Linked DNA regions of Mus musculus: region 2 is linked to region 1. The links are chromatin contacts, found by Hi-C or POLR2A ChIA-PET in ENCODE. All regions are on one chromosome and are shown on one strand. The core of a region is the stretch at or near the end of the contact, and the rest is flanking DNA. Distances in the headings are between cores, read along the strand shown. Region 1 holds the start of Clcn3 (chloride channel, voltage-sensitive 3). Region 2 holds the start of Ddx60 (DExD/H box helicase 60).

What was found. Hi-C counts contacts between places; a loop is a spot of excess contacts on that map. ChIA-PET counts read pairs that join two places held with the same protein, here RNA polymerase II (POLR2A).
Region 2: a loop to region 1 is called in a map of heart, with 4 times the contacts of the local background. The contact joins the promoter of Ddx60 here to the promoter of Clcn3 in region 1. A Hi-C loop is called at or near these places in 1 of 37 maps with a recorded cell type or tissue (heart). POLR2A ChIA-PET finds 5 or more read pairs at or near these places in 1 of 5 experiments (embryonic stem cell).

What each region holds. Positions count from the first base shown.
Region 1 is chr8:60,980,969-60,985,054 of GRCm38, forward strand. Clcn3 (chloride channel, voltage-sensitive 3) reads right to left here and starts at 2,343. Exons shown (of 13, transcript NM_173873.1): 1 at 1,808-2,343.
Region 2 is chr8:61,925,730-61,929,815 of GRCm38, forward strand. It overlaps Ddx60 (DExD/H box helicase 60), which reads left to right and starts at 2,358. Exons shown (of 38, transcript NM_001293783.1): 1 at 2,358-2,547.

The DNA of each region.
Region 1 (4,086 bases), core at 1,093-3,592:
GGGGGGGGGTCTTCCTTCACTTTACACCTAACCAAGCACACTTATCTTTAGGAATCAAAAGGAATTGTAGCCACAATGCTTATTAACAAATATGAATGTGCGCATAAAGACATAAAAATGTACTAAGGTGATAGTACTGGATGCTCTTTTTAACAACAACACTTGGAAGAGTTTCTGCAATTGGGCACTCCTTTTACAAATTACAAATGTATGGAACTATGGCGCCATGACTCTCACTCCAACTTTTCAGTAGAATGTCACCTAGTAGTGCTTGCAAGACCCTGTAGCCATTGAGGATTGAAAGCAAAAGTTCTGGGATGACACTGCTGAGCTCAGTCTGACACTTATTGCTGTGAGACCTTAGGAATGATAGTTCAACTCTTTCTCAAGTTTCCACACTTGTTAATTGGAAAAAAGTCAATGTATTTACTTTATGGAATTAATGAAAAATAAATTGAGAGAGAATGTATTCTATTTACATGTATTATATCATATATTTTGGAAGTGTCTGCTAACAATTTTGACTACAAAGCAAGTAGAAATTCTACAAAGCAGAATCAGTGGTCAAACCCCACAGGATGCTGCTTTGATATATGACCCACCACAGAGATCAAATCTGGCTTCCTGAGAAGTCTGAAAATTATTACCAACTTGTCACAACAGGAAACAGAAAGCCTATCACCAACATGACCTGGACATTTGCCATTTTTCTACCAAAAAGCCCAGAACTTTAACAAATCTGTTCTTCTGAACTCCATATATTCAGAATCAGAATAATTCTTTAAAGTTTTCATAAGGTACATAGACGGCACTATTTCCAAGCAATGACCTTAGTTATTTATACTGACCTCTTAAAATAATTTGAGCTGCCACTCAAAGAGAGGCTTTGAAGTAAGTAGCAAAGGGAGAGGAAGGGGCAGGGGTTGAACAGTATCTGTGATAAATTCTGTCAACACCATATAAACATTCAATGTGAGAAAATACCCATACGTCATACACTTAAATTTAAAGCCATATTTAAAAAACAACAAACAACACATCAGCAGAAACAGCACCTCTCAAAACTGCTCAACAACATCCACATAAGCATTGGACTTCTTGTATATACTCCCGAACTGAAAAACCATTTTTTTTTTTTGTAATTTACAGAGGTATGTAAAACTGACCCAAGGAAAATAATCTAAATTTTTCATGGGTAAAAAGTACATCTACAAAGTATCAGTTATATATAAGCCACAGTGATCGTGCAGGAACTGAATACACGGCTCAAAAAAAGTTTGCAGAACTGAACTTTTTAAATTTTATACTCGCACACGCGGAGAGGTATTAAAAGGTTTGGTCCAATTGTCTTAAAGAGTCATCCTTTTCAAAGGAAATCGAAATCTCGGCCTAGAATTAGAACACACCCGATGAATATGCAATTAACTTCCTTGTGGTCTAATTTTAAAACGCCATACTTTAAATAAAGCACACAGGACGAAAAGTTCTCTAAAGTAACTTCTGTTTCAACAAGTTTACTACCAAAACGCAAATATCCACACAAAAAATGATTTGATATGCATAAGTCTAAAGACCAAATAAGATAAAATAAAAAAACCTAAACGTTTTTAAACTTGAGCAAACTGTAAATTCAAGACTAATTCTGTGCTGGTTCCTAGTTTTTAATTCTACGTATAGGTCCTTCGAAGGTTCCGGGAGGGAACAGGAGAGATTTTAATGGGCTGGACAGCAGGTAGGTGGGCACCTCGGCCAGAGCCCGGCCTCGCGGTCCACCGTCAAGGCGTGAAGCTGACAGCTGGCGACTCACCTTGCAGCTCAGAGGCATAGCAAGCTGGGCGGCTGGTGGCTGCGCTGCCTGTGGACCCCGCATCTGCTTGCGATCGCGCGCCAGCCGCCCCGGGAGCTTCACCGGGACACCGCTGCCGGGTGGCCACCCCGGCGGACTTTACTGCTACCGGCCTTTCAGGAGAGGTTACGTAAAGGCGGCCAGGTGGGACCGGCGGAGGCTGGTTTCAGGGTGAAGTTCAATCCTCCGGCTCCAGCGGGCCCTCAAACCAACCCGCCTCTGCCCCGACTGGAGGCTCACTGCGCTCTCCAAGGACTACAGGAGCAGTCGCGCTCCACCTCGGGAGGAAAGTAACGCGGTTCTCACGCCTCCGCCCACTCCAGCCTCATCCTCCGGACAGACGGACGGACGGCCCGCCCCGAGCGCACCGGCAACGAGCTGGCGAGGTGACAGCCGAGCGATTCCGCGACCAGCCCTGACCCGCTGAACTGGAAGAGAAGCTGCAGGAGTCGGAGCCCGACAGGTGCGTCGCACGCGCGTGACGTCAGCGCGTTGACGTGAACGGCCGCTCGGCGTCCCACCGTCCAAGCACTTCCACGGCCGCACTGGGAGGCACCTCTGCGCCTATTGGTCGGAATGGAGCGATGGGCGTGACCAGGGCGTGGCCGGGAGAAGACCTCCTAGGGGAGCCTCGAAGGCCACGCTGGGCGGCCGAGGTGCCACCTGCTCTCACGTCGCTCACGTTCTCCCCGGCGGAGAAAGCGCTTCGGAAGTGTGCGGTCCCCGGCATCGTGGCAATGCCTGGCTTCCGCTCAGCGGTGAGAAGCCGAAGCAGGCGGAAGCGAGCGTATGACCCCCGGGGTTCCAGAGCCGCGTCTAATGCTACAGGGCCTGTAATGGTGTACAGAGTGTACTACGGTATCATCCAGCCTTATGCGCCGTCGCAGGTTATGCGCTTTAACAAAAAAATACCAAAGAAAATCCTGATGAGTCCAAATTTAGACACCATGCATTTCCAAAGAGCTGAGGGTTCCACGTGGTCTTACATACTGGGTTCCTGTCGTGTGTCACAATATATAGGAAGCCTGTTCCCCTTGCTCAAGGAGCTGTATTGTGACTCAGCAGGGAGGTGCATAAATAAATTCCTGGCCTCGGCCAGAGCTTGCCCAAGAGCCTGGTGAACAGGTAGGTGCAGTGTTTGTAACTGGACAAGACCTGTGGGACCAGGATGGCAGTCGCCACTGGGTGGCAGAATTAAGACATGTCTTGGTTGAGTGTCTCATGTATATTTATATATCGCCTAATGAATACTAATGTCCTAGTATATTTACTGTCTTACATATATTAAGTGTGACTTGAGCTCTCACTGCTGACATGTAGCCTGATTCTTTTGCAGGGGGAGCGTCTAGATTTTTTATTAAAAGCAGTAGTCATAGCCAATCGATCTATTTTCTATAAAGATGACAGATTCCTTCTGAACTGTTTTAGTTCTTTTGTGAAAGATTACTCCTTTAAGTAGACAAGAAAACTGTCTACTTATACATTTGTTTTCGTTTGTTTGTTTGGTTGGTTGGTTTTTTGGTAACACTTATACACTGATTTGTGAGAATAATTTATTTTAAAACATGTGGTGGGCACAGTTTGTGGCATACCAGAAGTGCTGTGTTCTACTTCAAGCTTGACAGAAGTAAAATACTTAATTTCTGGCATACATCCAACCACACTAGTAGTTCTCAATCTTTACTCTCTTCAGAGAAATAATTTTAACTGTTTCCAGGTTAGATGTAAGCCTTTCTGTAAGTACTCCTGAAGGAAAATGAGATTTTGTAACTTGTGATTCATGTAAAAGAGTTGTCTATGAGCCCGTGGCCTGGGGCCGAGAACAAAGCAGAACAGACAGGGCTGTTGTTAAGACATTCCTAAGAACAGCTTGACTGTAAAAATGAAAAAATGCAAGGACGGCGCAGGCAAGGCTATCTTGTCTGAGTCGACACCATCTGGCCGGAACCTCCCCTCTGTCTACTGCCCCATGACACCGGGTAAAGTCATACATCAACTGGTTACTATGTGAACAAAGATAAGCCCCTTATCCCATAAAAACCCCTAGCTTTCGAGCCTCGTGGCCGACATCTGTTATCTCCTATGTGGGATGCATGTCGGTCTGGAGCTCCGTAATTAAACGTCCTCATGTAATTACATCAGGATGGTCCTTCGTGATTTTTTGGGTGCATGCCGAATCGGGAATTGGGTGGGGGTTTCCCTACTAGGTTCTAACACTCCTTAAATGTGTGAGGCTCAGA
Region 2 (4,086 bases), core at 1,108-3,607, 940 kb after region 1:
TCTTGTAAAACCTGGAATAGTATGATAATAAATATGAGGATATTCCCACATCACTGAGCTCATAGTCGTCTCCTGTGTTGTAAGAGTCTTAGTTTTGCTACTAGCAAATATGTCATGGTTTTTCTACTACATTAGCTTACATGACTGTATTACATTTAGTTAGTTTGTTCGTTCACTTTTTGGGGCTCCTGTACTGAATTATTCACAGTCGCTTAGAACAAGAGTAACTTGTTCTTAGTTCTGAAAGTCAGTTTCACTGGGTTCAAATCCAAGCGCCATCAGGAGTGGTTTCTAGAAGATCTAGAAAGGAATCTGTTTTCTGTAATACTAACCTGTCAGACAGGATGTTTCCACTGGCACAGTAGTGGTATGATAACCAACGACATTCTGATTTTAGGATTTTAGGTCTATTCTACAGGAGCAACTCATGTCTGACCTAATCCAAAACCCATGAATGGCGAAGTTATAGGCTCTAAAGGGGAAACTACTCCTGTTGCTTTGCTATATGGATATGATGTCAAACCGCCTTCTAAATATTTGTATCTATATTCATAGATTTGGGTGGCTCTGGAGTAGGTGATGGTTAATGCAGAGATAACTGGTGAATAAGGGACAGCTGGGCACTCATCCTAAAATGAGACATTGATATCTTTTCCTCCAAAGCTCAAGGAATATTATGGGGGAAAGGAGGGAAAGAATGTAAGAGTCTCAAACAGGAAAGAGTGCTGTGAAACACTCTCTTCTGGACACGACATGCCTGTTATACCTGTGAATTCATAGTAACAGTGACTATCAACACAAGACAAGGCTCATCAACGTTCCATCACTGATGAGGGGAGCTCATGAGCTCTTCCTGAGGACCAGTAAACATTAACAGTGAGGGAGACATATCCCTCAATGGTGGCCACAGAGTTGTCCTTGCTCCAGTAAATTATATATATATATATCCTGATGTGACATGTCCTCAGCCTACCCCCTGTGTGCTATAATTGTAGACTTTTGACTTGAAAACCCTGTTTTCTCCACCGAGAGCTCTCCTGAGGTGCCAGCTTACTCTTGGTCAGCTGGCTGTGTAAAGAACTCACAGTGCTCACAGTTGGCTTAATAAGCATGGAGATTTGTAACCTGGAGTAGATTATTTCAATTTCATTCCTTGGTTTGTGGTTTTCCATCATCTTCATAGAGTCTTGCTAGAAGACTACATATGTAATCAAATTACCAGCCTGAATTTCTGCCTCTGTCACCACATTAAGAACCTGCTTATGATTATTTTGGGCCCACCTGAGATAATCCACTTATATCATGCTCCTTGGTTTAGGCTATGCGTGCAGTATCTATTACCACAGTTACCACAGTCTCAAGGAATTAGGTCGCTGACTTAAATTGGAGGGAACAGGAAAGGGTGACATTTTCTCACCCAGGAGGACAAAGCCTCAACAAAGCCCAGACACCTCTACCTTTTCAGGTAGTATTTTAATGTAAAGGAGGACAGAAAGGGTGGGACCTTTTCTTACTGTTACCAAGGAAACAGGGGCTAGGTCAAAAGCTGACCATGAGGGAAGGGTCCATTCTTAATGGCCTTCAAAACAATGGATGTTTCTCAAGTTATCTCAACACATTGCATTCTGTTGCTCTTTCCCCATGGATGAGAGTTCTGCCAGTGCCTGACAAAATAGCTTTTGGTCCCATTGTTGTCACGGTCACCCAAATGCAAGAGTCCCCCACTTTCTAGAATTCCAATATTGAAAATAGAATTGTCATATTTAGAGCCTTCCTAAAGTTCAGCAAGCATAGGATACTAAGCAAGCCAGCTTTCAAACCCAAATTTCAGGTATTGACAGGTAAAAAACCAAGCCAAACCAAATCAAACAAAATCAAAGGAAAGAAAAGTTATTAAGGCTGAGATAAAAGTAGGCTCCATTTTCAGCTTGTTTAGTAGTGCCATTCGGCTAAAGAAGATCCCAAATGGATTAATCACAGGCTTCAATAATAGACTCATGTAATCTCAAATTCCTACCTACCTTTAAAATACTACCTGAAAAGGTAGAGGTGTCTGGGCTTTGTTGAGGCTTTGTCCTCCTGCTGTCGTTAGCACAGTAGGAGCAATTGGCACAGCGCCCGGAGTTCTGCTGCTACAGCCTCTCCAATGTTGCCTTGCTTAGATGTCTCCAGATTTCCCTGTCAAATCCTCCTCCTTACCTCAAGAATCCCAAAGCCTCTGGTTTTCCTACCTTAACAGTACTAACTTTACCAAAGGATGCGCAAAGCTGCATTCACCAAATGCTCTTTGATTAGTGATGAATGGAAACCGAAACTTAAAGCTTCTGGGAGCAGAAGAGAAACCGAAACTATCCTTCACTTATAAAAGGCGGCCTGAGAGACTCACAAGTTGCCACTTTTTGGAGCTAGCGATTGGTCTTAGGTCTCCTGTGGTCGACTGTGTGCTTGCTTGTTACCTGCAGCGCGGACCAGCGCGCTCAATACCTGCTGCGCAGACCAGCGGTTCTCTGCACGTAGCAGGTCCAGGTTCCCGGTCTGGGCTTCCCGGTGAGGCCAGGGGGTTGCTTCTGGGCTCGCCAGGGGATTGTAGGGCGTGCCTAGGTCAGAGTATCCCAAAAGAGGAGCTGGAGCGGAGCTGAGGGGACAGCACTAGGAGGTAGCTTTCAATGGGCAGTGGAGCACAGACCCACCTACCCCAGTGGCCAGTACTCGGTGGACCACAGAGGGAAGAGGTCTGAGTGGTGAGTGGCAGGGAAAAAGATGCCTGACTCAGTCTCTTGAGGATCCTTTGTAAACGGGTAGCTGGGATAGGGATCAATAAGTAGGGGCATTGGGGTGTGTGCACAGCCAATAAATGTTGAACATCCCCACCAATAGTTTTTCTCCTAGGTGCCGAATCGAATCGGGGCCCTACTTCAGGCTTCCAGAGCTAGAAGCAGAATGTGAAGAAAAACCCAGATGAATTGTAGTTGCCCTGAAATTGCAGTGGCTAAGACAAGTTATGCTTTACTGCAGAAATGCATCCCCCCACCCAATCTCTTCGTATGCTAGCCCTAGCAGTCTCCCTGGGCTTCCTGGTACTCCCCATGGAACCCAGGTTGGGCCAACTTGGAGTATCCCGCTGCCTCAGTCTCCCTGTTTGAGTCATCTGAGATTTAATGTATTCATGTGTAAGGAGCAGGGATTGATTTTCTGTTTCCTCATCACAAATCAGCACAAACTGAGTTGCTTTAAACACAATAGGTGTTTTATTTTACAGATTCTGTTTAGGCACAGGCTAAGTGCTTTTTGCAAAGCCCAGCATAGAACTCAAGATGTCTGCCAGGGCGGAGCCAGGTTCTGGGTGCTCATTTTGGTTCCTTGAGGTCAGTAAGAAGTCTGGAATTCTCTGATTTCTTGCAAGTTGTTGATTAAGGGTAACTCAGAGTCTGATACCTTCCATTGTCACACTTCAGGTCACTTCTCACAGGTGGCTGTACTTTCCAAGGATATAGGAGGCTTTCTCAATTAACTAACATGCCTCATTACCAGAGAGACTGTCCTGGTAATAAGGGTGTCAGGACGCCCAACATATATATACGTATATACATATATGCATATATATATACATATATACATACATACATATATACATACATACATACGTACATACGTACATACATACATACATATATACATATATGCATATACATATACACATATACACATATTCATATATACACATGTATGTGTATGTATCAGGTCTATCATGTTTTGCAGGATTTTGTGACAATTCTTGTAATTTCTTTTCATAGTGAGTAAAAGAATGAGAAATCAGTAAATAGCTTTTAGATTCACTTTTTAAGTGTGTGTGTTTGTTGATGTGTGGGAATATGCATTTGAGTGCAAATATACTAGGAGTCCAGCGTGGTTGGATCCCTTGTGCTGTTACAACCTGTTGTGAGCCTGTGTACATTCTAGGAACAGAAGTTGGTTGGTCCTCTACAACAGCAGTAGACAGTCTTAATTACTGCATCATCTGCCATCTTTCTGGCCCTTTATATGTTCATACTTTCTAAAGGCACAACGTGCCTGTGGGGATCAGAG